Linked DNA regions of Mus musculus: region 1 is linked to region 2. Evidence: chromatin loops called from intact Hi-C (ENCODE). Cell type or tissue: left cerebral cortex. All regions are shown on one strand. Each heading gives the region's core, and the rest is flanking DNA. Links, peaks and the distances in the headings are about the cores only.

The links. Peaks named below come from ENCODE experiments on the same cell type or tissue, not always from the same donor. Only the 100,000 strongest peaks of a DNase experiment are listed, where the experiment ranks them.
Region 1: a loop joins it to region 2, with 2.2 times the contacts of the local background. A loop is called at or near these places in 6 of 42 quality-filtered maps.

Annotation. Positions count from the first base shown.
Region 1 is chr11:79,023,170-79,039,499 of GRCm38, reverse strand. It overlaps Ksr1 (kinase suppressor of ras 1), which reads left to right. Exons shown (of 19, transcript NM_013571.3): 7 at 1,265-1,348; 8 at 2,752-2,813; 9 at 2,899-3,005; 10 at 6,117-6,282; 11 at 10,417-10,471; 12 at 10,977-11,025; 13 at 11,701-12,083; 14 at 14,161-14,257. It overlaps Gm11201 (predicted gene 11201), which reads right to left and starts at 15,903. Exons shown (of 6, transcript NR_045873.1): 1 at 15,784-15,903; 2 at 11,830-11,979; 3 at 11,245-11,391; 4 at 8,767-8,853; 5 at 8,360-8,639; 6 at 4,495-7,057. In left cerebral cortex, for the core only: a CTCF peak has its summit at 8,825 (motif pointing left); DNase peaks (open chromatin) are centred at 8,373, 8,788 and 11,179.
Region 2 is chr11:79,071,346-79,087,675 of GRCm38, reverse strand. It overlaps Ksr1 (kinase suppressor of ras 1), which reads left to right. Exons shown (of 19, transcript NM_013571.3): 2 at 13,190-13,330. Among named protein-coding and RNA genes, the nearest start is that of Gm11201, 56 kb to the right of the region's middle. In left cerebral cortex, for the core only: no CTCF peak of the experiment used is centred there; DNase peaks (open chromatin) are centred at 4,523, 6,133, 6,505 and 7,415.

The DNA.
Region 1 (16,330 bases), core at 4,379-12,378, 50 kb after region 2:
TTCTTGTCCTTGCCAGGATCCGTCAGCCGCTGTCTCAGGGACGAGAATCCCGGGCACGTACGGCTAGGATAGACCACCACCCACCTCTCTGAGTTGCTTTTTCCAGATTCCTGGACCCACCTAACTCCTGGAGGTGGATGTGATCCTCAAGTGAGATTTGTGGGTGTGTTACACACGGCTGCACAAAGGCTGTCTCTAGTCATTCTGCTGTGTTAAGAGTGTTCCCCTGAAAATGAAAGGGTTGTCTGTGCTTCCCAGGGCTGGCTTCGCGTTTTTGTGCTGGAGGATGCCACTCCCCTTAAAACCCATTTCTCCTTCCAGTCTATCTTCTGGTTTGTTTTTGTTTTGGTAAATATTTAGACTGAAAATACCTATACTGGGAATTCAAGAGGCTTCAAAGGGAAGAGTGAATTTGGCCCTGGCTTCTTACTGTGCCTGAAAACAGGTCACGTATCCATTCAGGGATGATTTATACAGGCACGTGTGTGGGCACGTATGTATGTATGTTCTGCTTCCAAAAAACTGCCCATATTACAGCTTCATGCTTTGCTCCCACCCCCCTTTAAATCCATGTGATTTACATAGAGCAAAGCACACATAGGAGTTTGTAGCTATCCCCTGTGTACAGACAGATGAAGATAAAAACATTCCACACACTGATAGTCATCTTTGGCTTTTCCCAATTTATCTTGCTTCCACCTGCCACCTGCCATTACTCTCTGAGCCTGCTGTCACAGATGAGCTTTTCCTGTGCTAGACCGTCAGCAATGGAGTCATGTCCTATTGGACTTAATTTTGTTACCATGCAGTGAGATTTGGAGGTGGCTGCTCGTGTGTGTGGAAATATCTCCTATCTTCTAGCTGCATGGGCTCCTCTGTGGAGGAACAGCACTGTGGTCACCTTCTGACGGACATGGTTTTCCAGCCTTACTGTGGTACAAGGCTGCAGCAGCTCTGTACCCGTGTATCACATGACATCTCATCCCAAGGACTGACATGTTGAATAAATACCAAGGAATAGAACTGCTAGATCCGAGGGTGTGCCCACTGATGCGGATTGCTGGTGCCACCCTGGGTGCGGTTGACCACACAACCTTTAAGATATTGACAGCATCTGGGAAATCTAGATGCCCAGGGAAGGGAGCTGTAACCCCCAAGTACAGAACTCCTGTGGTTCTAGGATCAGGCCAAGACTCCCTTCACGCACACGGGACCCATCCAGAGTCCCAGCTCTAATCCCCACTTACGTTTCTACCCCCTGCAGGTTCTCCACAAAGTCATGGTTGTCACAGGTGTGCAACGTGTGCCAGAAGAGCATGATTTTTGGCGTGAAGTGCAAACACTGCAGGTGATGAGCAAGGGAAAGCAGGTCCTTGTCCTTTATAAGGGCCCTGTTATTTCATTCTTGGCCTCCTGTCACATCAGAGTGGAAGGACTTCCTCTAACCCATTGGTCACAGTGCCACTGGGCATGCCAGGTGCTCGAGACTCCCTAGGAGGCACCCTTAGAAGAAAGGAGTATTTGAAGTGTGTTTGGAAGGAGGAAGAGGAGTTCCACTAGAACTGGCTCTAGGTAGAGTGAGGTAGAAATTCAAAGGCAAGGAAGGGAGGGAGGACTCCTGGGATCCGAAGGAGTTCTGAAGAGATGGGCTACCGGGTGGGTGGCGGCAGAAGCAGAGTTGCCTTATGACGGGGCAGAGTGAGGGGGGATGGCGGTTTGATACCAGCCCAGCTTTGCTTCGTCGTAGCATATGGTTCCCGGTGGGAAGGGACATGAGTAGAAACAGTGAGGGCTGACAGTTCGTCATCTGCTATCTGGTTGCCCACACGCCTTACAGAGGGTGTCCTGGAGTCTCAGTTCCCAGCCAGCCCTTGCCCTGATGTCGCTGTGTGACATGGGGTAAGGCACTTGCCCTTTGGGGGCTATGTGTCTACCGTGTAGACTTCTGGGAAGTTGGCCCCTCATTATCTGAGCTGCCATGAGTGACTATTGGGCTATTGTCAGGACTGAGGCAGTAGTCTCTTGCAGGTCAGCCTGACTGATTGTGTCCTGATGACTGTCCCTGGCCTCGGAGGAGCTGCTGGTCATTTGATTATAAAGGAGATCCTCAGCTCCCATCCCGATGTGGCCAGCACACGGTGGCCCCTGAGCCCCACCCTGCTGAGCCCTACACTTGCAGTGGTAGAGCAGCAGCCTTGAAACCCATTTCATTAGCAGGAACACTGAGACCTGTGGGTTCTTGGTTAGACCCAGACAGACTGTGTGGCCAGTGCCTGAATGAGGACACCCTTGGGGGCCCCAGGGTCCTTGATCTATAGAACTATTCTTAAAGATCAGATACGCGTCCAGCTTGCTCAGATGGAGGAAGTTCCCTCTTTAAAAGCATGGGAGACAGGGCTGGAGAGATGGCTCAGCAGTTAAGAGCACTGGCTGTTCTTCCAGAGGATATGGGTTTAATTCCTAGCACCCATGTGGTAGTTCACAACTGTCTGTGACTCCAGTTCCAGGGGATCTGACATCCCCGTACAGACATAGGCGCAGACAAAAATATCAATGCCTATAAAATAAAAATCATTTAAAAAAATGCAGGGGAGGTATTTGTGGGGCCGGAGACACCAGCTACAGCATGCAGGGCGCCCCACACCTTGGTGTTGACACTTGTTGAGAGCTTTGGGGAAACCGAGGCCATGGCAGAGTTGTCTGGGCGACGCTGGGGTGCCTGTCAGAGCTCTGACTCTGCCTCCTCTGCAGGTTAAAATGCCATAACAAGTGCACAAAGGAAGCTCCCGCCTGCAGGATCACCTTCCTCCCACGTGAGTACTCCCCCTCTCCCACCCCCAGGAACCAGGGTGCATCCCACGGCATCCGTTCCTCACGGACCCCCTCCTTTCCAAACAGTGGCCAGGCTTCGGAGGACAGAGTCTGTCCCGTCAGATATCAACAACCCAGTGGACAGAGCAGCAGAGCCCCATTTTGGAACCCTTCCCAAGGCCCTGACAAAGAAGGTAAGCTGGCGGTGCCCCGTGGGAGCACTGCCAACCCCAGCCTTGGATTCCCTCCCTCAAAGCAGCCCCCCATCAGGCTCAGTGGGGAAGTGGGACACCATGCCACAGTCCGAGATCTGCGGCACAGGCAGGGTTGAGACACTCCAGGGGTCCGAGACTCATGCACGCATGGGTGGTATGGAATGGGAATAACAGGGCTTCACGCATGGCCACTGGGGTGAGGGCTGCGAATATCTGTGGCTCCTTCTTTTGCCACCTTCCCCCATTTCTTTTGGCACAGATGTCCCCAGAGATGGAGGCAGTGCTGTCCCCTCCTGCACATTTCTGATATCTGCATTGTCTCCTGGATGTGTTAGACAGCCGGAAGCATCAGTGTGGGTTACTGGGTGCACGAGCAGCCTGTAGTGTAGCCATTGCTGCCCAGTCTATGGGTGTCACTAGCTCAGGTCATGTGTATGCCCAGGACCATGCAGCCTGCTCTGTGGCCCACATGCTGCTGCTCCTGCTTAGGTCTGGTGCAGCTTACAGGGATTGGAGGGGCCGGGGAGGTCTAGAGCCTTGGCATGGGAGCAGAAAGAAGAGGGTGGTGTTTAGTTGGTGCCATGTTGGGGCAGCCATCCTGGCCAGCAGCGCCAACTTCAGTTCTGTGAGTTTCAGGGGACATTGCATACCCCAGCCTTTAAAGGTCTTGCAAGAGAGAAACTTGTTATTTGTGGTTTGGCCCTGTTTTGTCTAAGGAGTTTCTTTCTGCTTCAGAAATACTGGCATTGGGCCAGACCTACAGTCCACCTAACCCAGAGAGTCCCTGGACCCCTCTTGGGCCTTTTGGTCTTTTGGTCTGGTTAAGTCTCAAAGCAAGATCCCAGGCATTGTTTGGTCCAAGCAGGTCTATGAAAGATGTGAGCAAATATTAGACACCTGCTATGTACAGCATACTTGTCTTATTGCAAGTCCACACAGTAACCTTCTGGCAAAGGTGATGATGTATCCACTGTGTGGCTAAGGAAATGGAAGCTCAGAGAGGTCAAGGAAGTTGCCCAGAGTCACCCAGCTAAGAAGTGATAAAACCCTGATGGGACTCCCAGACAGCCTGCATCAGACCTGGTTCTGTCTAATGAGGTTGAAGGAAGAAGACTAAGCCTCGGCTTCCTCCCCAGTTCCTGCCACATTGACCCTGGGCTTCCCTGGGACCATCCTGACTACTGCAGACCATCTATCTGGCTCTGTCCTCATGGGCACAGCCAACCAAGATTCATATTCGGAATCTGCTGGTGTACAATCCCCCATCACCATAACTAGAAACCCCCCCCTCAGTTTTTCATCATCATTATAATTAGAAATATCATCTTCCATAGGTAGAAGGTAATTGATAAAATAATGTCACTGGGGTTGGAGAGATGGCTTAGTTCATGAAGTGATTGTCATGTAACTGTGGGGACCTGGATTCTGATGCCCAGCACCCACGTACAAAGCCAGGCATGAGAGTCATAACAGCTTAACACCTTTAATCCCCGTACCCAGGAGGCTAAGGCAGGCAGAGATCCCGTGAGTTCGTGGCCAGCCTGATCTACATAGCAAGTCTCAAGCCAGCCAGGACTGTATAGGGAGACCCTGTCTTTAAAAGAAATGAACAGAAATGGAACAGAAAGCTAGATGTGGCGGTGCACCTGTGGGTCTAAGTACCAATCAAGTGGAGGCAGGAAGACCCTTGCTGATCAGCCGGTCTGGCCACATCAGTGTGTATCCTGCTCAGTGAGGGCGCCTCAGAAAACAGGGTAGAAAGTGTCTCAGTTTCTCCGGGCACATGAAGACACATGTGTTCACACATGTACACATACCCAGATGTCATTAAAATCCAGAAACCACTTCATCCTGACTAGAAGCCATGCCTGACCAAGACTTGAGCCTGCCGTCTGCATTTTTGCCAGAGGCAGCTGGACAGGAATTGATGCTGCGGTGTTGTGGGGGTGTTGTGGGCCCCTCCTGCAGAGAGCTGGGAGGCCAGTGCTCCCTGCTCTGGCCCAGTACCATCCCTGCTGGGGCCTGAGGTCTCCCAGCAAGCAAACCTGTCCAAACCCTGCCTGGAACTTTAAGCTTCCTCTTTATCCTTCCACAGCTCCCAATATTTCTCCCTAGCCGGCAAGCCATCTGTTGGCAAGCTCTGGCTAGCCTGATCTAATTTAGGTGACCATGCATGCTTGTAAAAGAAATGGCGTTAATAAGTCACGGGGGTGTGAACTAGACCTGCCCACTGATCACTTCCTGGAATCTCTCTTAGAAATTTCTTTCTAGCTCTGGGATTTTTCCCCCTTTTTTGGGACAAGCTCTCATGTATCCCAGCCTGGTCTGAAACTCACTTTATGGCCAAGGCTGACTTTAAGCTTCTGAGCCTCCTGCCTCAACTTCCTCCTGAAGCACTACGCCCAGTTTATGCGGGGCTGAGATCAAAACCAGACCTGGGGCAAGCATCACACCAGCTGAACCACATTGCCAGTCCTCAGTTCTGGAATTCTTAACTCTTCGAGACAGCGGACAACATTGGCCCAAGCTGTGGCCTCTTCCGGAGTTTTGTGGGGTTTTCTGAGTTCCTTGACACTAGGACAAGATCACAAAACCACAGACTCGATTTGCTTCCTGCCGAGGGGCCTGAAGCTGCATAAATGTTGGTCACAATATAAATTCACTTCATTAAGAAGGTGCCCAGCTCAAAGCCAGGCGGGTGCTGGGGCGGGAGAGATGGTCAAACCACCCTCGGCTGTCAGAAGCTGACATAGGGTCCGTTACGGTGCCTGGGTGCGGAAATGCTGAGCACTGTGGAAGGATGAAGAGGAAGAGTATAGTTCAGGCAGGCTTCAGGCAGGCTTCTGGGGAGAAGAAGGAACTGCAATGAGAAAGATGGGCAGGAATCCTTTAGGAGAGGGTCTCTTAAGTGTCCTTCCATCGTATATTAGTCCCAGATAATCTTGGGGCTTCAGAATGGGCCCCCAAGGATCTCCTGTTCCAACCTCCACCTGTAGAGATGGAGGGGGTGGAAGGAGGGCGGGCGCCCCAGGTGGCAGAGGCTGAGTTGAGCTTGCAGCCTTGCTCATCTCCGCATCTCTGGCCTTGCAGGAGCACCCTCCAGCCATGAACCTGGACTCCAGCAGCAACCCATCCTCCACCACGTCCTCCACACCCTCATCGCCGGCACCTTTCCTGACCTCATCTAATCCCTCCAGTGCCACCACGCCTCCCAACCCGTCACCTGGCCAGCGGGACAGCAGGTTCAGCTTCCCAGGTACCACACCTCTGGGCTTTTCTGGGTCCCGAGGGATACCTTCAGATCTCTCCCCATCTCCCCCGAGAGCTGAGTCGGCAGAGCATCTGCTGAGCATAGGATTAATGCACTTCATACAGATGAGGACGCTGGGGTTAAGGAAGGAGGAGTGGCTGGCCCAGCAATGTACACAGAGCCTGGCTTCTTAGGATGACCCGGGATGCCAGCCTGGGCTTGGCGTAGTTTCTGCCCGGCATCATCCTCTCTCAGAGCTGATGTCTGAACTTGAGAGTGTCGTGATAGGCAGCAGGGAGCAAGAAACCTACAGTGCATCTGTTGCATACCCAGTTCTGTGCCTGGGTCTAGCTACGCAAAGACGATCTCACATCCCTTCCTGTGCCACCCAGAGACCATAGGGAATTAAAATAAGGTGGTCACCACTGAGCAGGTGAGGATTCCGGGCCCTGGGGCAACCCTGGAGGAGCAGAGCTGAGCCCAGCTGCCCTCAGAAGCTATGCTCAGATCCCGGTTGCCCCGGAACTGCTGGAAGAGGCCAGGATTGCATTCCTGTCTTACCATTGGTTCTGGTCAGCCACACTGGGCTGCCCTGTCTCCAGGGTGCAGAGCAAGGCCCACTTACCTACATGGCACTTAGCTGTCACCTTGGCAAGAGATGTCAAACCTCAGTCCTGGGCTTATCTGGTCTTTAGTCCTAATGGGAAATGCTGCACAGTGATGTTCCTGTTTGTTGTAGCCCACAGGATCCAGATCAGTCCCATCACTGGTTCCTAGAATTCTAAGCCCAGAAAGACAAGAGTACCACCACACCCCTCAACCCTTCACCTGGCTAATGAGACCGACACTAACCCTATATACAGCCAGCAGCTGGCCAAGCAGCCTCTGGCCCATTGGGGACTTTGGGACTTCTCTTGGGGGTGGCAAGGGGTAGGACTCTTCCGTCCCTTGTTCTTGTGCCTTCCTTAATATGCATGTGGCTGGATTGCTCCTAACAGTGCAGTGAAGTTTGTGCCCTGCGTACCACCCCACCCTCTGGTTTAACACAGCCACAGCCCCTGGATTCACTTCCTTTCCTGTTGCTCTGCCTTTACTCTCTGAACAAGTTCTGTTTGCTAAACCATCTAGTTTGGGTTTTCCACAGAAGGGCCAGTTTGAAAAGCAAGGGACACACACACAAAAAAAAGTCTTTTTTATTATATTGATCGGACCCTTTCCACTAACACAGATGACCCATAAAGGAGATGGGTTTCCTTCATCCCTTATGCAGAAGTGTCACCTTCTCCATGATCATAGTGGACTCACAGACAGATCCCTAGGGAACTGAGAAGGCTTGAACCCCTCCCACCACCTACCTGTCCTGTGCTGTCCAGGATCCTCATAGCTGTCCTGCACAGGAAAGCCTGGGCAAGCTCATATATCTCCCTTGTTCAATAAGGCACTGAGGGGTTAACTGCCTCCTCAGTCCCCAGAGCCTTAGCATGGAGTAGAGCCGAGGTTGGACTCTCCTAGAGTTCCAACTTCTTGCAAGGCCAAGGCAGGAGAATGGGGCCCATGTGTTTGAAACCAGCCCAAGCAAGATAGCAAGCATCTCAAAAACATAAGCAAGTGGTATGTCATGGTTCTAAGTCTGGAATCACAGCACTTAGCCCGATCCAGAACTCAGGCAGTGAGGTTAAGCTGTTTCCGGGCGGGGCCAGACTGAAGGGAACGAGGCTTTTCTGCACACACCATTGAACCTTGTCAAAGCCACTGATCTCCCTACTCTACCTGAGCCTCCTGACTCAAGGACATCTTTCTAGAATAAACCTGGTCCGAGCTTTTCCCCCATGCGCACTGGCCAGGGCTGTGCGGCTAGGGAACCACCGAGCTGGTGTGCTGCCGCCCCATCTCTAGTGCAGCATCACCACTCGGGGCTATCCACGCCCCGACTCTCTCCTAATTTGGGTCTCTTTCCTGGATGGCTCCACCTTTTCTCACCAGAGCCCCTGGGGCAGAGCCGCCTAAGCCAATAACCAGTGCCTGCTCCCCCCAAGCCCACGCCCCCCCTCCTCCCGCGCTGCCTGTGCACTGTGTGACTCACCTCCTCTTCTGTTTAAAGCTGCCTACTTCATTCATCATAGACAGCAGTTTATCTTCCCAGGTGAGTCTTCTGCGTGGGTCCACTAACTGCCCCTTGCTGGGACCCTCTCCTTCCCGCCGGGTGCCTTCTCCCCACACGTTTGAGTCCACTGCAGCTAGGCAAGAGGTTGCGAAGTCCTGGAGGTGTGGACCTTCATGTGGGCAGTACCTTGCTGGATGGGACTCTGGAGTCTGTCCATCCTCCCTAGTCTTTTACAGGGAACTGGTTCAGGGTCACACTGCTGTGAAGTGATAAGAGACAGATAAGAAAGCAGAACTCACACATTTGCAGAATGAGGGAGAGGAACTGCTTGCTGATGGTGCCTGGTGAATAATGAACAAGGCAAAGCCAATTAGGGAGAGTCTTACAGGCATTGGCATCTGTCAGCTGGCTTTGCCTTTCCCAGCCTTAACACACAGCGCCCCCTGCTGGCCGTCACTGGAACTACCTTCTCACTGCAGAAAGTTTGAAGAAAAAAAACTTTCATTCAATAAGGCATGGATTGATTCCCTCCTACAAAAAAAAAAAATCTATTTTTGCACACCTGTGCATTTGGCCATACTTCTTCACCTTCTGTCTGTATAGGATCAATGCTTTTCTCCTCCCGCTGGAAATACAGTATTTCCACACAGTGGGCTTTAGCTGACTCTAATAGTCTTTTTTTTCCTCTGGTTTGCCAAGACTGGAAGACTCAGTATTTGGGTATTCCAGGCCTTTCTATCTCCCAGATCAGCTCCATTCAGGAACTGAGTTGGAGCATTTGGCAACCCTTATCCCTGTAACGCTACTTGGGTGTGATCGCCAGCTGTCACAGCTTGGGAGATCCGCCCCTTTTGTATGATCCCCTACCTCCCAAGAGCCTTCCTAGTTACCATCTCTAGGCTATGTATACTAGTGTTCCTCCCCAACCGAGGAGCCACAGTGCTTTTTCCTGAATGGCCTGTTTTGTCCTGAAGGTGGGCGTAGAGCCCCATATACCAGTTGTAACAGGGACAGGTAGGAACAGACTGCACAATGTACTCTTAGCTTCCAAGAGCAGGTGTGAGGCTTCCCAGACGTCCGCCCACACCCCCACTTCCTACACTTCATCTAAGGCATGTGTAGCTTCTGGAATGTTCTGAGCACGTGTGGACATGCTGGCCTGGTAGTCTAGAGGCCATTATAGCGGTAGCCGGAGAGGCTGGAGATGTTTCTGAGGCCCGTGGACTCCCAACACTGACCAGGATGTCAGGCACATGTGTGCGTGCCCCGTTAAGAAGGCCCACAGCTTCTGTCAGAGTTTGGTTCCGCGGGCTGAGAAGGAAGGTTTTTGTCCGGGCAGGGGAGGGACTACTGACAGCTTGAGCAGTTTCTACTAACTGATCCTCTTTGTTGAAAGAGGGGAGCACTGACCCCTACCACCACTCTTCATGTAGCACTTCGCCTCCACTTTTGAGGGGACCATCTATTTCTGGTGCCCTAGAGGCGGGTCTTTATGCTACAACTAGACTACCTAGGGTCAGGGGTCAGCCTCAGCTGCCTGGCCTGGAGCCTCCTGGTACACAGACTGAATTCCCTCATCTTACCCAGAGCTATGGCACTAGCCACCCAATTGGGTGACCCGCAGCTATATACCGGATGTCGGTATCACAGGTGTTATCAGGTGCCATAGAGCTGCCGGCTCTGCCACTAGCTAGGCAAAGGGGGTCCCTACTTTAAAAAGTGACAGCTAGCCCTGCTTCCTACCAGAGGTAGTAGTGTTAGCTTTTGTCACTTGCAGAATCATTTGGGCCCAGGGCATTGGTATTAATTATTGGGGTCTCTCTAGAGTCACTCACGTGGAGCCTCTGCCAGGGGCAGCGATGTAGACCAAAGGCTGTAGACTGAGTCTGTGGCAGCTTACAGAACGCAGTAAGCTCCTGGTGGAAGTGGCCTGAGGAGCAGCGGCAGCTCAGGAGAGAGGGGGTGCCCTGGTGTGCCGGTCTTTGGGGATGAAGGCAAGCTCTCTCTCACTCTGCTCCTGTTCTTTTTTCCTACAGACATTTCAGCCTGTTCTCAGGCAGCCCCGCTGTCCAGCACAGCCGACAGTACACGGTATGAACCCTCCCCAGCCATCTCCCAACCCACCCCTAAATTTCTGACCCTCTGAGCCTGGGAGTCAATCGCCTCCTGGCAGAACAGTGAGCCCTGAGTGGGGCTGGGTATACAACGGCAGCAGGCTTGTGGCCCTCGAGGGAACGGAGGTGAACAGAGACTAAACATAACCCCTGCCTCTGGATCCCCTCTCCATTAGGTTTCCTTGAGCACTTGGCTCCGGGTCGCTCAGTTCTCAGCCAGTGAAGTAGGTCTCCCAGAGGGTGCAACCACTCTGAGGGGTTAGATGACACGAGTTAACATAGCAAGGATGTGATAGCCAGGTCCCAGAGGCAGGAATGTGGGGCCCTGCACCAAATGCCCACCCTCATCCTCACCCACTCCAGTCAGCCTCCTGCCTGAGTCCCCAGCATCCACATTGCCTTATCCGCCCCGCCCCCCCCCACCCCCCCCCCCCCCCCCGCCCAGCCCAGAGTCTCCTTGACAAAGCCCATTTCACTCTTAGGCTCGACGACCAGCCCAAAACAGATGTGCTAGGTGTTCACGAAGCAGAGGTGAGTAGGAGCACCATGTATGAGACCCAAGGTAGCTGCCCCGTGTCCCCTCCTTAGGGTGTACAGGGTAGGTGGAAGGCATGGGGGAGGAGGGTGCTGAGCCTGTTGCGGCTGGTGTGGGTAGATACGCGCATGGGAGAAGAATGTGAAGTGCAAGCTAGGGAACTCGCTGAAAGAAGAACCTTTCTATTCTCCTGTTCTCACTCCCTACCCACAGACCTGGGCCTGGGAGCTAAGTCAGTCAGCCTGGGGTGGGAGTTGGCATCTCTATGCTCTCAGAGCTTGATAGGTGAGTTCTGATCCCTGCCAAGAACCGCTGTCTTCATCATAGTCAGGTGTGGTGATGCACGCCTGTAATCCCAGCTCCTGAGAAAGTAGAGGTCAGGAGAGTCACAAGTTCCAAGTCATCCTCTGCTACATAGTAAGTTGGAGGCGAGCCTGGTCTACACGAGCCCCTGTCTTAAAAAGAAAGAAGCCACTGGCTTGGCCTTCAAATGGAAACATGAACCAAGCTTGGGTCTCTGCAGTGCAGCGCAGTGAAGGCAAGGAGCATGGACATCAGAAGCTGTGTGTTCAGACAGAGAGGACCAGGAGGCCAGGGTAGCAGGCGTGGGGGCGCCTGGCCAGCACTCCAGGAAGAAAAGACCCAGACTCCCTCCCTCCCTCTTCCTTCAGGCTGAGGAGCCTGAGGCTGGCAAGTCAGAGGCAGAGGATGACGAGGAGGATGAGGTGGACGACCTCCCCAGCTCCCGCCGGCCCTGGAGGGGCCCCATCTCTCGAAAGGCCAGCCAGACCAGCGTTTACCTGCAAGAGTGGGACATCCCCTTTGAACAGGTGGAACTGGGCGAGCCCATTGGACAGGGTCGCTGGGGCCGGGTGCACCGAGGCCGTTGGCATGGCGAGGTGGCCATTCGGCTGCTGGAGATGGACGGCCACAATCAGGACCACCTGAAGCTGTTCAAGAAAGAGGTGATGAACTACCGGCAGACGCGGCATGAGAACGTGGTGCTCTTCATGGGGGCCTGCATGAACCCACCTCACCTGGCCATTATCACCAGGTAAGCCACCCCTTCTCGGCCCGTGAGCGGCATATCCTTCCTGTCCCTGCAGCCTGCTGCTTTCTATGAGTGCCCCGGGGAGTGTGGAAGGGTTATTAGAGAGAGGACGAAGAAAGGCAAAGATGAAGCATCGTTTCTGCATCCACACGGGACCACTGACGAACATCAGAGCTGGATGTGGCAGCGCACACCTGGAGTGCTAACACTTGCAGGTTGAGGCAGGAGAATCTTGAGTTTAAGATAGCCTGAACTACTCAGCAATACTCTGTCTCCCATCCAGATAATAATAGTAATAGTAATAATAATAGTAATAGTAGTAGTAATAGTAGTAGCAACAATAATAATAATACTACCAACCACCTCTGGGCATAAAGAAAATCCCAGTGCTCTGAAAAGATAGAAAGCAGATTCTCCGCTCACACCACCTTGCATGAGTGCTTTTTCCCAACAGAAGTGAGTGTGGTTAATCTCAATATTCTTTTCATTAACATAAAGCAGGTTGAGGACCTGTGAGACAGCTCAGCAGGTTAGGGTGCTTGTTGCATAAGCCTGTCAGCCTGATCGTGGTCCTCAGAACCCATAGTAAGGGAGACGATTCCCACAAGTTGTCCCCTAACCTCCATAGGCATGCTGTGGTATGTGCACACATGCACATACACACAAAAAATAAAAATAAAAAATAAATGCAATTAATTGTAAAATATATAACTAAATTGCGCTGGTTCACATTTTACTTCTGTCCGTTGATGGGAGCCTGAGGTCTTCTTGGTGTGCGTGCTGCTGAGGGAGGAGTGCAGTGCCTTGCAGGTTCAGCGAGGGCTGTGCTGAGCCATGCCCCAGCCAGTCCTGACAGTTCAGTGTCCTGATGTGTCTCACCTGCTTCTGTGCCTCACTTGTCAGTCCCTGTGGAAAACAGGGACCTTCCACAGAGCAGCAGGCCAGACTCAGAAACACTTGCCTGAGCCATTTAAACTGTTGACTTTTAAAATCAGAAAAAGGGGCTGGGGGGGAGAGCTTGGTGGGTAATAACACCAGTTGTGTCAGATCCTGGCACGAGGACCCAAGTTCAGATCCTGGCACTGAGGTTTATGGAGGGGTCTGGGGGCGGTGGGGGGCCCACACGAAGATAGCCTCTCAGTAGAGCTGTGGCTGTCCTGGAACTCACTTTGTAGACCAGGCTGGCCCCAAACTCAGATTCACCTGCCCCTGCCTCCCGAGTGTCAAGAATAAGGACGCACAACAATGTGCCCAGTTTTACACTTAGCTTTTGAAGTGGTTGCTGGGACCAAACTCAGGTCCTCATGACTCCATTCCAAGAAACCAAGAGAATCCTCTCCAACATGAGACACCCTGGACCTGGACCTGGACCCTGTGCTTTGGGGAAAGCAAGCAAACAACCCCACCCCCACCCCCACCCCACCCCCACAAACAAACAGCCGTCTTTTTCTTTGTTTTCCTTAATGCATTGAACAAGTAAAATTTGCCCTTGTTCTCAGAAGTAAAGAGGAACTGTGCAGTGTTGGATCACTGGAGCCCCCTGACCCATTCTATAAATGGGTCCCCACTCAGAGCAGCCCCGAGAGTCTCCAGGTGCCTGTGAGTGCCTGGCCCTGCAGCCTCCTCTGCCATCCACCCACCCTCTCTCACTCAGGCCTCCATTCCAGAAGAGCTTGGAGTTAGCGAATGGGGTTACACAGAGAGGAGCAACAGGACACTGCTCAGTTAGCAACAGGATGGGCTACCCTGGGATCTAAAACTAATGAAAATGATAACCTTGGTGATGAGTCCTAGAGACTCGGTGTGGCCTGCTGAGAGTCCCGGAGGCTGAGTTCTTCCCTGTGTGAGTTCTCCTGCCCCATGTGTGGATGGGATGGGAGTGTGGTGAGCTGTGTCGTGTATGCATGTGTAGGCAAGCTACAGCAGGAGTCCTGGTTAAAGAGCATGCCCTTTGGAGTGTGTTGGTTGGGATGAAGAACCTTCTAGAAGCAGGTGGTCGCAGTTCTCCTCACAGGTTCCATGGAGCTAGGGCAAACCTGTACTAGCTCCTGGCCTCTTACCCATTCCCACTACTCAACAGCTTCTGCAAGGGGCGGACATTGCATTCATTCGTGAGGGACCCCAAGACGTCTCTGGACATCAATAAGACTAGGCAGATCGCCCAGGAGATCATCAAGGTAAAGGTGGGGTTGAAGTTGGGGGTTCCAGCCACCTCTACAGGTCTTGGTCTTTCCGAAGACCATAGCTGCCTGTGTCAGGTGGTTTGTGGCTCTTCTATGTCCTAGCTGGGGCACCTCAGCCAGGGTCCCTGTCTCATCCAGTCAAATGCAGAACTCCACTGGGCAGGGGCTGGGGGGGGGGTGCGGGGGGGGGTGTTAATAGAACTGAATTAGCAGTGAGGAAATACTGCATGCTCTAAAGACAGTGTCACTCTAGCTGTGGCCTTGGGGAGGTTGTTTAGCCTCTCTGAGCCTCAGCTTCCTCCCCTGTAAATGCCAACACAACCTCTTTGATTAGGTCAGAGCAGAGACAGTGACATCATCTGTACAGAGAACAGTGTCATGGAGCTAGCGGGCTTGGTGAGGATTTCTTAGCACCAGCAGTGGGAAACAGTGTTTCACTTCAGGACATAAAAAGACCCAGGCTTTCTGCAACTTTGTTGTTATCCAGATCCAGGCGTCCCGAGAGCAGGCCCTTTTGTTCAGCACAGGCAGCTCTTTCCACTCTCATTTTAAAAATTAATTAAAGGGAGCCTCTCACTCATTGTTTAAACAACCTGTTATGAGGACTGGAGAGGCGGCTCAGTAACTAAGAGCACTTGCTGCTCTTGCAGAGGATCTGGGTTCGATTCCCAGCACCCATGTGGCGTCTCACAAGCATCCTTAACTCCAGTTCCAGGGGATCTGACACCCTCTTCTAACCTCCATGGGTACCAAGCACACACATGCTGCACATACATACGTGTAGGCAAAACACACATAAAATGAATGAATCTATTTAAAAAAAAATAGTAAGATAAAGCCAAGTGCTGTGAATAGAAATCATGAATTCCAGGGCTCAGAGCTGAGGCAGGAAGATTGAAAGCTTGAAACCAGCCTGGACCACATGGGGAAGGGAGATCACCATGTCTCCAAAACAGAAAACCTAGAACACCGAATCCAGCTTCCGCTCCTATAAAAGCCTGTCTGTGCTGACAGGCTGCGTCCTCTCAGGCTGGCCATGAATCTCAGTTGGTAGAGTGCTTGGCTAGGATGCACAGAGCCACGGGTTCAGTCCCCATCACCAGAAGCATTTCAGTGGCACACACCCGTAATCTCCACTTAGAAGGTGGAGGCAGGAGGATCACCCTTGGCTACCAAGCAAGCTAGCCTGGGCTACATGAACTCCTGTCTCAGAAAAGAAGATTCGCCCCTGGCAGCTGTGCTTCAGTTTGCCTTCTATGCCCCGCCCCCCACCCTGTTCCCTTCTCTGGTGCATTCAGTGTGTACGGATGTCTTTAGAAAAGATCATCACAGTGGCATTTGGGGACAAACTAGGGTTTCAGTCTGTCCCTTTCCCATGGTCACACTTATAGATTAAGCCGAGTCCAAAACCCCAAGGTGTCAGTCACCTCTGCCTGCAGTGTGGTCCGTGGTCTTTCACCAGGGACTCTGCTCCATCTCCCCACCCCGCACCTGAATCCTGCTGCTCCCCACTTTCGGACCTTTCTCAGAACTGGGAGCTGTCCTCTGAGTCACGTGACCCAAGGTGGCCAGAGTGGCCACTTGCAGGGCCCAGAAGGAAAGTGACGCGGAGGCTCTGGAGTTGCCTCCGCCTGCCTCTTGTCCCCCCCTGTTTCCTTCCTGCCGAAACCCCTCCTCTCCCCCCACCCCACAGGGGCCCCAGCTCACTTCCGTTTTAGAGTGATCTGAGATGCCTTGAGAGTCAGAAGTGGAGCAGAGGGACCTGACCTTCAGTGAGAGGCTTGTAACTTTGGGGATTGCCATAGAGACCCCAGGAAGCTCTGGGAAAGGACTGATGGTCCAGGCTCTGCTCCACAGCCTGTCTCTTCAGCCTGACCCTTCCCAGCTGTCACATCTGGTTTTTGTTTGTCTGGATGGTTATTTTGTTTTGTGACAGGGACTCGCATAGCCTCGGCGGTCCTCAAACTCACTGTGTAGCTGAGGATGACCTTAAACTCCTCCCTCCATCTCTCAAGTCCTGGGATTATAAATGTAACCCACCAAGCCCCACTCAATGTCTGTGGTGTG
Region 2 (16,330 bases), core at 2,776-10,775:
GGCATGGTGGCACACTGCATGCCTATAATCCCAGCACTTTGAAGGCTCAGGCAAGAGAACTGAGAGTCTGAAACCAGCTTAGGTAGGCTACATAGTGAGACTCTTTGTCTTGTAAAAATTATCTAGCAGGGCTGGGAAGATGGCTCAATCAGAAAAATGTTTGCCACGCAATGGTGGGGATCTGAATTCAGATCCCTAGCACCCACATAAAGAGCTTGGATGCCAGAGCTGGGGAGACAGAAATAAGAGGATCCTGGTCCTGGGGCCTCGCTGGCTGGTGAATTCTAGTTTTGTTGAGAATTCCTGTCTCAGAAAGAAGATGAAGGACAATAGGAAAAGGCACTCGACATTGACCTTTGACCCCACATGTGTACACATACACAGACACAGAAAGGTACACACAGCTCAGGCACACAGGTAGCTGGCAGAGCAGCCATCACTCACACATGTTACTTTGTTAGGGCAAATTTTCCTGCCAGTCGCCCCTGCTGGTTGGCCGATCCTTGTTGGAGCCATCTGCACAGACTGGAGGACAGAAATTACATGAGCTGTTGTTCTCTGGCTGACCTGGTCGTTAGAGTTTGGATCCGGGTCACGTGGGACTAGCCCTGGGCAGGTGTGGCTCCTGTGCTGCCTTATAAAGCGGGGTGACCCGAGGTGTGTGTTGCTTCACCCTGTGGGCCACAGCGCTTACAGCCCACAGCGCTTCTGCTTGCTCTGTCTGAGGTCTGAGTGTGGATGAAAGGATCTGACGCAAGGACATGTGCACATGCGTGTATCTCAGACGGTTACCCCCAGAAGGCTGAGCCAGTCCACAGCGTGCCTGCAGTCTGGATGGTACAGGAGGCCCCCAGTCTGGTTCTTTCTGCCCATGGATGGGAAGAAGTGAACTCCGGTTTCCAAGCACCCCAGAGGAGGAGACTGTGCTGACACAGGGGGTTGAAGCTGATGTGTTCTCTTCAAGGAAGAGAACAGGCCTTCTGGAAAATTCTGGGCACTCCTGGTCATGTGGCAGAGCAGCTGCCTCCCTGGGTTTGTGCATCATCAGTGATGTATCAGTGTGTATAAGTGGAGTGGAATGGCCCCAAGGGTCTGTCCCCAAGGCAGGGGTTTCGGCCTACTAGGTCAAAGACAGGAGGAACAACACAGGGTGTTCATTAGTTATGTGCAGAGGGTGTTTGCTGTGGCAAGGACCTGACAGAGTGGTGTTGGATTCAGTTTCTTCACCTCTGGGTCCCATTTCCTGGTGATCCTCATACCAAGATGTCCATCATTTGCCTCCTACTAGCAGGTGCCCCAGTTTCTGCCATCCGGCGTTGTGCTGGCTAGTTTTATGTCAATGTGATACAAAATAGAGTCATTTGGGAAGAGGGAACCTCACCTGAGAAACTGTCCCCCACCACATTGGCCTGGGGACAAAGCCTGTGTTGAATTTTTCTTGGCTGATGATTGATGTGGAAGGACCTAGGTCACTGTGTGCAGTGGAAGGACCCAGGTCACTGTGTGCGGTGCCGCACCCAGGCTGGTGGTCCTGGGTGCTATAAGAAAGCAGGCTGAGTAAGCAAGCGATAGTGAGAAAAGCAGTAAGCAGCATCCCTCCATGGCCTCTGCATCAGCTCCTGCCTCCAGGTTCCTGCTTGAGCTCCTCCTGCCCTGACTTGCCCAGATGATGGACCCTTACCTGGAAGTGTAAGCAGAAGTTAACCTTTTCCTTCCCAAGCTGCTTTTGGTTATGATGCTTTATCGGTCCTGTGGTAAAGCAGATGGCCAAGGCAGATACACTGCCTCTGCCTCCTTTCCCGGCATGAGTTGCGTGATCTCTGGCTGCTTGTCCCTGGCTCATTTCTCTCTGGAATGGAGATGCTGCCTGGCATCAGCGTTGTAGGGAGAATCACATGAGTTATCTGGGGGAGACAGGGAAGACAGCCCTGGGAGTATCCAGCTTTGTGGGTGCCTGGAGCCTACTGGTTTCTTGGGGGGCTGGACACCCACAGCATATTTACTTTCAAATGCACCCCCCCCTCTTTTTTTGTCCAGGCAGAGCTCCTCTGGGGTCACAGGTGTATGTGCATATCTGTGTCAGTGTGCTACCCCAACCTAAGCCTGGAGAACAGCCCCTGTTCCTGCCTAGGGCAAGGCCACTTTGGCTTGCTCCCTCAGGCTCCCTATGGCTGGGTAACACTCATGGTTTGTTGGGACTCTCCTGCCCCGACTCTGTTTTACACACACTAGCTTTGCTACTGCACTGTTCCTGAACTCCTGGGAAGAGAGTAAGCCTCAGGAAAGCATCCTTCAGGGTGCGAGTGAGTCAGCTGGGCCGGCCTCCCCTGCACTTACCTACTGTCAAGGAATGCACTGCCCCCCCCCCCCGTACCTCCTCCCCCCTTTGTAGATAAGGAAACTAAGTGTGCTCAGATAGCTGATCAACAGCAGAGTGCAGTGGTCATGTGAACCCATACCTGCAGGACTCTTAGAATCAAGGGCTCCTGGCTGGCCCTCCCAGAACACTCCTAGCCAGAGCTCTGTCTGTAGTCTCGTTGTTCTATGAGCCTTCCACCATCCCCTGTTGCCTGGTTAGTGAGCACAGTTGCAGTGGGTGCTTGGGGCTGAAAGTCGGGCCCGCAGCCTCCTGGCTTCTGCTTGATGGAGTCAGTGGCCTTGCTTTCTTTCCTGACATATAGCTGACAACATTGCACCCTTGCAGTTCCGTTCTTGGGCTTCTGTTTATTTTTCATGTCACCTTCCCCTTCCCTTTAGCTGCCTGATAAAACTGCCCCACCATGTTCTAGATATCCCCCTCCCCACCCACCACTGATTTCCTTTCTCTGCCCCACCCCAACAGCAGAGCATGCTATTCCTAATGGAGAAGATTCCAACTAGTTGAGTGGCCTTCACAGGTTCCCTTCTGAAAGAAGGGGTGATGGCTTTGTCCAGGCACCCACAGCTTACCACATAGTAACTCTGCTTGGGACTCAGTGTTTTAGTCTCTCAGCTCAAAGCCATGCTTTCCTCTGTGTGTGTGTGTGTGTGTGTGTGTGTGTGTGTGTGTCCCTCCACCCCATTCTGTGGGGACAGGAATGCATGGAGACAGAGCTAAGTTCTGACAAGTGGCATGAGGATCAATTGAGTGCCCTGTGTGTGAAGCGTTTTAACTCATCGAGGGTGTAATACATGACCATAAACACTGTCACACAGCAGCTGGTCATGTCATTTTGGTCCCATCGTAGGTCTGTCTCAGAGGCCCTGTTCAGGCCTTGGGGTGTATATACTCAGTCCATGGAGTGGCACTATTAGAAGGCGTGGCCCTGTCAGAGTTGATACAGGCTATAAGACCCTCATCCTTGCTGCTTGGAAGTCAGTCTTCCACTAGCAGCCTTCAGATGAAGATGTAGAACTCTCAGCTTTGCCTTCATCATGCTTGTCTGGATGCTGCCATGCTCCCGCCTTGATGATAATAGACTGAACCTCCGAACCTGTAGGCCAGACCCAATTCAATGTTTTCCTTTATAAGACTTGCCTTGGTCTTGGTGTCTGTTCACAGCAGTAAAACCCTAACTAAGACAAGGTGAACCTCAGATTGTAAATGGGGTGTAGGTAGGAGCTCATGTGCACTTGTGCTCAGAACCAGTTGCTCTCCTTGTCCCACAGGTAACTGCCACATGGGACCACAGATCAGTAAACCAGATCCTACATTTGGACACAAGCCATCAGAAGTCCACCCTGCTTCCCATCACCTGGTTCCCTTGTTAGGCCTTTTCCATGATGCTTAAAGCTGCAGAGGAGGAGGGTGGGGATGTGAACGGGGGTTGGGGGGGGGATCCACAGCATGCTAGCTACTCAAAACTCACACCGACATTTTGGCTGCCTGGAGATCTTTTTCCTCACTTAGGACAGAGGAAGTGAAGGGCCAGACAGTCTGTCAGTTGTCCGAAGCCACAAGTAGCAGCAGATGGAAGTGAGACATGAGCTTGGGGCTGTGCGGCTATGAACTCTGATGGCTTTTACAGTTAAGTTGGGGAAAACTGTCTCCCCTTAGCAAAGAGGGGTGGACAGAACCAGTGTGACAGGCTGGCTGGAGAGGGCAGTCTCTGTTTTCAAGTAGAGTACAGGGAAACACCAAGTTTTGCTTTAAGCAAGCACAGGCCCCCTCTCCCTGGTAGGTAAGGCAGGTGCTGTGTTTAGAAGCGGGGTGATGGGAACCTGGGCTATTGAGTCTGCAGTCTGTGCCCTGCCAGGTTGGTCCTTTGGCAAAAGGCTTCCCCACCGCAGAACACACAAAGTGCCAAGTTCTAGTAAATCAAACAGCCACCCGGGCTCCATGTGGTTAGCTAATTTGTTCTGAGCTTCAGTGCTAAGCTTCCTGCATTCCAGAGCGCTGGTATGCCAGAAATGCCCGGGACGAGCAAGAAGGAAGTCTTATCTTTATAGTAAAAAAAAAAAAAGAATGCCAATAGAACATCTCTTGGATCTGCTTCTTCATTCCACCCACTCTGCCACTAGCTAAATTACCGTTTGTTCCCATCTTGTGCTGAGTTGCGGTGGGGTCCTTCTTCCTTGATTTTCCCGTCTCTGCTTTCTCCACGCCCACTTCAATCTGTTCTCCGAGTGGTTTCCAAAATGACGATGATCATTCAGAAATGCAAATCAGATCACATTCCTCCGTGTACATCCTACCCCATACCTGCATGACGGCAGCTATTTTAATGCTGTGTTCTTCCAAGACCTTGTAGAAGTTTCCAGAACTTTCTAGGACATATAGGATCCAGTCTTGTCCTACACCAGCTCTGCTGCCCTTCTCTTCTTGGTCCTTTCAGATCTCCAGCTATCTCCCCTGACCCTATTTAAAATCTTTTATGACACTCATCTTTGCTCATAGGGTGCCCCCACACATACCTAGCATGGCCCCCCATCTTTCCGTCAGTATGTGCCATGTCCCTTGCTCCATTTTAGGGGTGCCCTCCTCTCTGATTCCTTGTAGGTCCCAGACACCCCTACACCTCACAGTTGGGCCAGAGTATCCACCAACCTCTGTGCATGAGGAGGAAACTGATTTCTTCTAAGTGTTGCAGGTCTGGTGAACTTCAGACAAGTATGTGGGGGAATTTGAACCAGGACACAGGTGTGTCTGAAGACCTGATGTGTGCGTAGTACGTGACCTGTTGTCCCTCCTCTCAGTTTCCCAACAGAAGTACAAAGCACCAGGGACCTCTGTGTTAGTGATATGTTAGTGACCTGTGTCCACGGAAGCTTCTGTGTCATGGACGTTCATGGAACATGACATATCTGTTCTCTGCCTCCTCTCCTGTTTCCCAGCCAGGCACGCCTATGGACACATCCCTGGTCCCCAGTGGATCCTGGGAACCATGCTGCTCATGACAGACACCATACCTGACTCTGGAAGGATGCGATTTAACTATTGAATGAATGAATGAATGAATGAATGAATGACAGCCACACTTCTCTTCTTGCCTCCGTGGGCAGTCACTTCAGGACATGGGAAATGTGAGGATAAAGTGAATGCTTGCTCTCTCCCGATTTAGTCCAGGTTGTCTCTGAGGCTCCCCAGGAGTGCAGGGACCAAGAGCACAAAGGCAAGGGTTTAGGGGTCAGAGTAATGAGGTAGGACAGGAAGCAAACCTTGGAAAAACAGTCCCGGGGCAGATCATCCACAGACTTTCCAAGGCAAAGGCTGCTTTGCAAAGGCCAGAGAAGTCTTGTTGAGGCTCACAGCCTCTGTGGAGAATAAGATTGGGTCAGAAGATGTCACCGAGAAGTCAGATCCTTGGCTATCTGTCATCCTTGCCTGGCTTACACTTGGAGTTTCTCAGCAAGCCCCACTAAGTGCTTTTGCGCAAGCCATTCTCCTTCCTGGCTTCAGTACATAGTCTCAGAGTGGTTAGACCTTGTGATGTTATCTGGGGATAGTGCTGCTCGCACGGAGGAGCAAACTGGCTGGAGCGTTTCAAGGGCAGGGTCACTGCACCCCAGTGGGCGCCTTCACGCGCCAACAGGGCTAGGGAGCATCGTGGGGTAGACCCTTGCATTTACAGCTTAGGACCAGGTCACAGAGTTCAGCCGTGGCAGATGTGGACAGGGGAGTAAGCTTCATGCGCCCAGCTGTGGCCACTCTCCGCCAGCCAGCCCTCCTTGGGAACATCTCCACTGTGGTCTGGGGCAGACTTGTTTGTTTGTGTTTGAAGTTCCCCGACTTGGAGTTTGACGTCAAGGCAGGATTGCTTGTTGAGAGGCTTGCAGGGAGGTTGTCTCTGTAAAAATTCATGGGCTGGCAGCTTCCCCAAGGAGCCACCAGGGAAGGTTATTGCAAAACCCTTAGTGTGGGGTCACTGGTGTTCTCTCTGCTGCCTACCTCTCCATCCCTGGCTGATGGTCTCACTCTGCCCTTCTACTGCTAATGTCAGCCCTTCTGAGACCCTTGCAGGGTTTGATTGAGAGCCAAGGGCCACCTCTAGGGCCAAGTGCTGTGGTCAGCCCGTGCCTGTGTGTGGAGCCAGCATCTGTGTGGCAGTCCCCCGAGCCCTCCTTGCATTCCCAGAAACTGTTTTGCAACATGTTGGCCACAGAAGTCGGACCAGAGTACTTAGCCAGCTGGGCTGGCAGGATGTCCCCAGAAGCATCCAGCTTTGGAGAGATGGAAGCTGGAAGGGAACATTCCCTGGGCAGAGGGGCAGCAAGGAGGGACAGTGGCTTTAGGAACCATTGAGCTGTGCTGGGTGTAGTGGGTCATGACAGCTTTACTGACTTCCAGAGGTTAGAAGGATGCAGAAAGGAATTTGGTTGTAGCAAGAACTGCTATGGACATCCACTTAATAGTGTGTGTGTGTGTGTGTGTGTGTGTGTGTTGCTAACCATGTGGGAGGAAAGACAAAGGGTGCTGGTGAGCTGGGACCTAGTCTATTGGCTAGAAGATATGCTAAGACTTTAGAAGGGTAGCTATGGGTACTGGGCAGGGGAATGGCAGGCTTAACTAAATTTAGAGCTGATTTGGGACCAGGGATCAGGTGTAGCTCAAGGGTTATTGCAAGTCAGACCAGAGATGGTGATCTGTTTGTATGAACAGAGCCACTTAGGAGATACGCGAATGCTGTGGCTTTTATGCACAGGTCCTGGTACAGTCTGGGTATTGCTGGATTTGGGTCACAAGTCTTTCTCAGTGCTATCCCCAGTGTGAGTGGTCAGCCCAGCTGAGCCCAGCTGAAGTATCAAGGAGTCAATATTTTTGGAGATTATGTGGGCCTTGGGGGCAGAGCACCAGACTAGGTCATTGCTGTAACTATGTGATTCAAAAATTACAACAAAGTTCTTGGTGTTGTCATTCGTGAGCTGGGAATAGTAAAATGTAGCTCCGTGTCACGTGGGCTTAGCATGTGCTGAGTGACTGTGAAGAGCTTGTCGTTCTGCTAAGGCTGGTATGGCAGGCAGGTGTCCTTAGCCTGCGAGTGAGCCAAGCCAGCTGCTCAGCAACCCCAGCTCAGCATAGCTTTGCTGTTCTAAGCTTAGTTTTGAGTAAATGAGCATCCCAGCCAAAGCAAGGGAAGGGAACCGGGAGGGTGGTCCAGTGGTTAAGAGCACTTCTGCAGAGAGGACCTGGCACTTCTGTAGGACGCTTCACAGCCACCTTTAACTCTAGCCCCAGCAGATCTGACACTCCCCAGAGACCCCCATGTACATATATGAACACAGACACAAACATGTATACATACATAAAAATAAGGCAGGTGTGGTGGCACACACCTTTTATCCCAGCACTTGGGAGGCAGAGGCAGGCGAATCTATGTGAGATAAAGGCCAGCCTGGTCTACAGAGTGAGTTCTAGGCCAGACAGAACTACACAACTACAGCCCGATTTCAAAAGAATGAAGAAAAATAATAGAATCTTTTTAAGTATGTAAGAGTCTGTAATGTTTTTTAGTTTCTTGTGCTTATTTTGTGAGGGGAAAGATACTCTACTATTATGGCTAGGACTGGAGTTGTACGATGACTGGAATGTTACCCCAAAAAAGATCCCTACCTCCAAAAATTGCCATTGAGAATCCAGCAAGAGGAGTTAGGCACTATGTAAACGGGGGCATGTTTCCTACTGCCAGGTTTGTAATTGAACACTGACACAATTTCATGATTTTCATAACCCAGGGAGCCTGCCTCTGAATGACTCTGGCGTCTGCCTCAGCCTGTTCCTGCCGTCCATTGGCCCCTGTATATTCCTACATCAATTACATCTGCTACCGTAGACTTAATCTCCTGCCCTGTATTTGGACATGGAGCCTTGGGCCACAGGGTTGCCCTGCAACAGGCAACATCTGAGCCACTTTCCCAGTCCAGCTCTCTAGTTTATAAGTCTCCTATAGAAGGGACTTCACAATCCTAGGCCCTGCAACTTTAGGGTGGAGCTGATGTCATTTGCAAGAGTCAGCTCTCTGGAAAGAGGTGCTTTTTGTGGAGGTACCAGAGGTCCTTATGCCTCTGTGCACTGAGTTGTTCTTGCTGGCTGAGCTGAAGTGTGATACTCACAGGCTCTTGTTCCTTGAGCACTTGCTGTGTCCTGGGTGTTGGAGAGAACACTGGCAGAGGAGTCCACAGGGAACAGGCAGATAGGGAAACTGATCCAGTCTGTGCCACATGGGCGGTGGTATGGGGCCACCTGACCTGGTGCCTCCCTCAGAGGACAGAACAAGGGCCATAACCAGGTAGGTTGGATGTTGGAGATAAACAGGAGGCTTTTGAGGATCCTTGCATGTGAGGAGTATGTTTCTCCATCTGACATCAGCCAGTCCCCCAACAAGGGCTGCTCTGCAGCCAGCCTCTCTGTGCAAAGCCCGTAAGTGGCTTAATAATAGCCTCAGAAGAGCTCCAACTTCCAGATCAGCATGGCCCCAGGATTGGCCATGACATCTAGACACCCTATGGGGTTCATATAAGATACATTTGTTCTTGGTGTCTTCTCTTTGAGAGGCTTGGTCTGGGTCATGCCCAGAGCAGTGAGGGTGTAGCAGGTAACGTGTGAGCTTGATCAAAATTCTCACGTACAGGTACTCACCTGGGCAAGCAGCATCCCCACGATCTATGCCCTCCCAGAGCAGTCGTACTGTCTGGTGCCAAGGGGAGAGAAGAAACCAGAGGTATCTAGGCAAGCCTACTTTTGGCCTTCCTATTTTTGAAAGTAAAGGAACCTGGGCCCGGGAAAGTGGCTCTGTCAGCAAAGCGCTTGCTGAGTTTGGATCTCCAACACCTCTGTAAAAGCTGGATCCAGTGGTGTACATCTGTAACCCCAGTGTTCAGGGGAGAGCAGGGACCAGTGGCTCTCCCTAGCTCATTGTCCAGCCAGTCCAGCTGAGTCAGTGAGCTCCAGGGTTAGTGAGAGATCCTGTCTCAAAAAAAATAAAGTAGAGAAGTAAATTGAAGACAAGGGTCTGCCTTTGGCGCTAAGCACGGGTGTGCATACTTGCACAGAAGTGATATCTCTACATACTTAGAGGAACATAGATCACAACGCACATTATGCTTAAACATTCCTGATCTGTTATCCCAAACATTATTCTGTGGTCAACATTAGCTATCATTGCCTTTAGCTCTTACCCCAGAGAGGGGGGTAACTCCAGAGATGGGCAAGCACCCCACTGCTATAGTCCTTGCCATTGAGGTGATGAAAGAGGACCTGAAGACCACCTGGCAAGGATGCTAACCATCACTGAGCAAGCATTTCCCTGCTCAGGCAATTTATTTGGTGTGGTCCCCCATCCCACCCCCAGGGTCCCATGTGGCTCAGGCAGGTGTCACACTTACTGTATAGCCAAAGATGACGTTGAACTCTTCTCCCACGTGCTGGGAGTACAGGTATCCACCACTGCCCTGGCTCAGGCTACACAGTTTCGCCTTTCAGGTTCATCAACCCTATTGTGACTGAGGCTGGCACTGGGAATCCCTTGACTGTGTTTTTCCACAGGGAACTGAGGCAGCGAGGGACTTTATGGCCAGCCTGTGGTCTCAGAGCTGAGTCTTCCCTCATGTCCCTGTGTCTTTGTGTGTGTGTGTGTGTGTATTTGGTTGGTTTGGTCTGGTTTGGTTTGGTCTAGTTATTTTGAGACAGGGTTTCTCTGTGTAGCCCTGGCTGCTCTTTAACTTAGAGATTCACTGACCTCTGCCTTCTGAACGCTGGAATTAAAAGTGTTCACCACCAAGCCTGGCTTATTTTTGATTGCGTGCGTGCATGCGTGCATGTGGGGGGGGTGGTATGTGCATATGAGTGCTTGTATCCTCACAGGTCAGAGGCTTGGGATCCTCTGGAGCTAGAGGAGCCCCAGACAATTGTTAGCCTCCTGGCATGGGTGCTGGGAACTGAACTCAGGTCCTCTGCAAGAGCCCTAAGCGCTCCTAACTGCTGAGCCATCTCTCCAGCCCATATTTACAATATTTTGAATGGACAGGATTTAGTTCATTGACAGTTCCACCCAAGTAGAGCTAACAGTCTTCCTCATGCCCAGGTGGTCTTCAAGGGTGGCCTGAGTAGCTTGCAGTTACACTGTGGGACTTGCATTTTTCTTGCCAGTTCCAAATATTCTTGTAGGTAGTTCAACAGTTCCACGTGTCGCTGCATTTCCGAGGTTGAGGCTGAGCCCCGGGGCTTTTCTCTAAGATCTTTGATCCTAACTATCAAAGCTCGGAGCAGAGAGTGGACCTTAGTGAGTGCTTGCTGTATACAGGACCTGCCAACTTGTTTGTGGGCTCACCAGAGCTTTTACACTGTGTAAACCTGGCTGTGTGGAGAACAGTGGGGCAAGTACTCTTGATGCAAATGGCTGTCAAGGTGGGCAGACCGAGGCCCTACCTGTGGCCAGCATCCTAGCGATGACGTGACGACTCTTAGCTCTGTAGGCGGCCACCCCGCTGGAACCTCTGGTGCTTTTAAATTCCGGAAAATGCAGATCTTGTGGGTTTTGTGGCAAAGAGGAAATGACACCATCGATGTGAGGTCCCCTGGCACACCCCCTGGGCTTGGCTGGCAGGCCTGCTGCGGTTTGTCTCAGAAAGTGGCCGTTTGGTGCTTCCGAGACTTCACTAACTTTCACAGAAAGTGAGAGCAGCCCCATCTCCCTGGGATGGGAACCCTAACACGCCAGCTGCTGCTGTTTTGCTTGGGCAGGATAGAGCACTGCTCCTCAGTAAGTGAGTTCACAGGAGACAGCAGCTCCAGGACCCCAGAGCTGCCAGCAGTCATAGCACAGCAGGGACTTGCCATGTTCCTCACTCAGCTCAGGCCCCATTGGCAGTGTTGCACAGCCCTGCCCCTGGCCTGCTTTGCGATACTTAACCCAGAACTCCAATATCTTTATATCCAATAAGGTATAGCTTGGTGGTAGGGTATGGAATGAGTGTGGCTGTGAGGCCCAGGCCATGTGCCAGGCTTCTGGGCATCTGATGGTACTCAGAGATGCAGACTGGGCATCTGATGGTACTCAGAGATGCAGACTAGACCTGTGGCTATGCAGAACTTGTAACCTAAAGGAAGAGAGCCAGACCAGCTGGAAGGACTGACAGTCACCTGGGTGAGGGCCTAGAGGCTTCCCGGAGGAAGGAGCGCAGACGCCTAGCCTAGGTCCAGGGATTCATGGCAAGAGGGTCATTGGCACAAAGATGAGCGAGGGGCTGAACATGGCTTGGGGAAGGCAGACAAGTGGAACTGGAGACCCTCAGACTAGCACTTCCCCACATCAGTTGGCCACAGCCAAAGTCCTATGTAAAACAGGTGTTATTAATCATCCCCCAGAGGTCCAGCCTGTGGGCCCCTCTCTGGGATGGATGGCTATTATTGACGATACTGTTAACATTAGGAGCCTAGCCGCCTCTTTCATCAGTGTGGAAAAGGGTAGTTTTGAGTTCTCACAGCTATCTGATAAGTAGGCCTGCCTCTGGTCAACCCTCAGAAGGTGTGGTTTGCAAGCCACTTATAGTGGAAGAAGAGACTGAGTGGAAATCCTGAGATTAGAACCCTGGGCTTTCCTTCCTCTGCCATTGGGAGCCCAAGTCACACCCAGGTGCAGTACCGGGCATGAGGGGGCAGAAATGGGTGAGATGGATACAGGCCCTGCCTTCATGGTGGGGCGGGGGAGCTTAACATGTTACTTGTGGGGGTCCTATATTCTAGTTCAGTATACTTAGTTCAGGCAAGCTTTTGCTGTTTGCTGTTTGGGAGAAATATTGAAAGTTATAGTAGCCTGGTCTCCACGAGTCTCATATTCACTAGATACCCCGGGCTTTCCTTGTTCTCTCTGGTTGCTGGTGCCCTCCCCTCTGTGGACCCTGCTGGGTCGCCTCAGCTGGAGGAGCCTCCTCTTCAAGCAGTTCCTAGCTGTGCTCTCTTTTGTGTCTTGCCTCTGCTCTGTGTTCCTCAGTGCTGGTCAGAACTCTGTGCTTGACCTGGGTCAGTCTGTCCTTGTTCAAGCTTATCTTGCTTGAGCCTTTTGAATGCTTTGGACATTGTTCCCTTGGGAAACACCAGGTCCATGTGTCTGGAATTTTCTGATATCCTTTCATTTAAATCCCCAATAGCTTGTGTGGAGACTCCAGTCCAGTCCCCTCCCAGTCACAGCTACCATGTTGATGCTTTTCTGTGCAGTGATGGGCTGAGAGCTTATCTCTTAAACTCTCTGAGGGAGGCTCTATTATCATTATCATCACACACACACACACACACACACACACACACACTCACTCACTCACTCACATATGAGGGAAGACCCTTTGCCCCAACCCAGACTGTCTAATCACAGTTGGAAGGTTGCCCCATCTTTCCAAGTTTCCCTTCATAGCCCTTTCTTGTTATCAGTTATCCATATCTGTGCCCCAAACAGGAAGGCTGGCTTCTGTTTAGCTTGCTCCTATTCTGACTAGTCATGACCCTTCCTGTTGCAGGGCTGGTTTTGAAGGCAGTGTAGTTGGCCGGCCTCAGCGAGGATGGAGCTCCATGCTTGTGGCCAGACTCTCCTAACTCCTCTACCTATGTGTAGTCTTTCTTCACCGTGAATAACAGACAGCAAGAGGGTTCCCCATGACCTACCATCTCTGTTCTCAGCATCTCCGTGGCATCTGCCTGAGCTCCCCCCAGAGGGCACATGGCTGCCACGTGCTTGTGCTCCCCATAAAGGTGACCTTTTCTTTGCTGGACTTCCCACAGGCAAAGCTGGTGAAATACATTTGCAAGCAGCAGCAGAGCAAGCTTAGTGTGACCCCAAGCGACAGGACCGCCGAGCTCAACAGCTACCCACGCTTCAGTGACTGGCTGTACATCTTCAACGTGAGGCCTGAGGTGGTGCAGGTATGTGGCAGAACCCAGGCCAGGGCAAGAGGGATGAGCGGGGACCACATCCAAACTTGAGAATGGCTGAGATGGAGGTGGGAAATGCTCTGCTCTTGGAAAAGGGCAGAGGATGGCATGCGAGCTGGGAAACAGCAGCAACCAGGAGCAACCCAGGATACCTGTGGCTATAGCAAGTGCCCCAGGTGCCATTGCCACATAAGCTGGGATAGCCCCACTAAACTGGCCATTCATTTGATCATCATGACAATGACCTTTCCTGGAATTCTTGACTCTATGGCTGTGACATTGTAACCTTGGGGCTAGAGAGATGGCCCAGAACTTAAGAAGAGCAGTTACTGCTCTTGCAGAGGACCTGGGTTCAGTACCAGGACCCAGGACCCACACAGTGGCTCACAGCCATTTGTAACTTCAGATCCAGGGGATCAGATGCCCTCTTCTGGCCTCCACAGTCACGATGCACACACATGCGTGCAGACAAAGCACTTATGCATATAATAAAGGAAACTAGATGATCTCATTCTGCTCAGAGTTCTATAAAGAAGGTCTTGCCATTCTTCTGTCATACTTGAGGACACACAGCTGGCAGGAGGCAGCCATGGGATTAGGAAACAAGAGCCTGAGCTCAGCTCAGTGTCCTCTCCTGACTGCCTGAACTGCGTTGTCTCCTTCAGTCCATCTTTCCATCTGTCCACATTCTACCCAACCTCACCCTACCTCTTAGCCAACAGTGCCCTTGGAGGGCATGTCAGGGTGCAGGGCGGCATCAGGGTACAGGGTGGCATCAGGGTGCAGGGCGGCGTCAGGGTGCAGGGCAGTGTCAGGGTACAGAGCGACACTCACGGAACTGACAGAAGTGGCCAGGTGGGAGCTATGCTTTACCAGGTCAAGTCTCATAAAATGGGAAAGACCGACCCTCATACAATCTCCTACATCAGTTCTAACCCTCGCTAGTGCTTACAGTTAAGTCCATTCAGTGTGGGCTCTGAGGCGAACAGAACAAGGGAAGGGTATCCTGCCTGTCTACCACTCAGGAAAACAAAACTAAACAACCCTTTGAGATTCTTATCCCTCCTGCCCCCATTTCTAAGGGGTTAGGACCAGCCAGCCACTGGTCTCAGGCAGCCCCGTACCTGCGCCTTTAGAGACAAGAGCTGTAGTCTAAAGCCTGGGTACCAAAGAAACAGTATAAAATTACTTTGTGTGTGACTTTTCCTGCCTGTGACATGTTGAAGGGACAGTCTTTTTGGACATATGTTTATAACATTAAAATTACTCTCCCCTGTCTATTTGGTATAGTTGATTGGTTGATTGCTTTTGAGGCAGGGTCTTGCCATATATCGCTGGCTGGTCTGGAACTCTATCTGTAGACCAGCAGGGTGGCCTCAGACTTGGGACGATCTTCCTGCCTCTGCCACCCAGACGCTGGATTATAAGCGTGAGTTGTGAGTCGCTGTGCTCAGCCGGTTTTTTGTTTGTTTGTTTGTTTGTTTGTTTGGCTGGTTGGTTTTGGGTTTTCAAGTGTGGCTGCCAGATTGGAATGTAAGAGTACCACTCATCTGGTACTTCTGGACACGGGGACCATCTAGAACAATCTCACGTTTTACTCTCATCAGTTGACGGTTAGCCCAGTGTGTTCTTTTTGGTGCTTCACACTTTTGTCTCTTATTGATTGTTTCTTTATTAGTGTCTCCTGATTGGGTGGTGCCAAGTTACCAGACAAAAGCCAACTCCAGCCATTGGCTATTAGACATGACAGTAACCAGTTTCGCTGTGACACTCTTTGTAAACGGCTCTGGAATTTTCCCTAGGAGATATCCCTGGGTGGAAATGTGCCTGTCCTGTCACAGGATTGGGGAATGAGTGAATCCTAGCCAAGATGTCCTAGGCCCCAGTTACCTTCATGTGTAGCGTGGTCCACGTTGTAGCCAGAAAGGGTGGGCTGGAAGAAGCCTGGGGGAAAATGCCTTTTGCAACTGGCTCCTTGAATGATAAAAGTTGCACGCCCGCACACACGTGGGTGCATCTAGCATATACACAGAGTATAATGAGCTACAATCTCTGTCTGTCTCCTCGCCCACCTTCCTGCTCATCAGTCAGTCTTCTGCCGTACAAGAAGGAGGTTGGACATGCAATGTGGACACAGATTTAAGTATATAGATTTGGAGGCTATACAGAAGCAAGCTGTCCCCATGCTGCCACTGTCCCCCGAATCTCATTGTACCTCCCTCATCCCCAGGATCTATGTCGGTACCTCCAAATGAGAACACAGCAGTTCAGGCATGTTCACAGAGCTGGTGACAAGGACAAACTTGTGCGTGGTTCAATCCAATGTGCTGGACTCTTGAGTGTGCCTTTCACCTCTTTGCTCTCTGAAGATATACTTGGCAGCCGGTTTTATGCCCCAAGGGATTCTCAGCAGATACCTCAAGACCTTGGGAGACTATCTTTGGGGGATGGGGCCCAGTGTGCCCAGGGCGGTGACTGATAATTTGGAGTGTGCCTTGTGGTGGCTGCTGGGTTAGAGGCCTCCCAGCAAGGCCGAGCTGTAGCTGGTGCTGAGTCAAGCCCTGGCTGAATCATGAAGTCCCAAATGACTCAGCAGAGCTGTGTGCTCAGTGAGCAGTGAGCTCCTGTGGATCTGAGGAGCGGACGGGCCACCAGGCCCCAAGGCCGAGTGCATGATGGGAGCCAGAGTGTCCCTCAGGACAGAGGGCTCTAGGAACAGAGGGTGGGGGTGAGAAAACAGGAACACTGCCTGCTGCCTGTGACCTCTCACCTGGAGACAGTTGACCATTCAGAAGCCAGCTGCTCAAGCAGAGATTATGTCCTGCCCATCTTCATGTGTGGTAGGTGCTGTCTTCCACCCTGTCTCCCCACGTCAATAGCTTGTTAGGCAATAGTTAGGATCCTCTCTTCCCATCCATTCTCTGGGTGTTCCTAAGCAGTGATGTGTCTGTGCACATGGACTCTGTCATAAAGACCAGGGCTCTCAGTCCT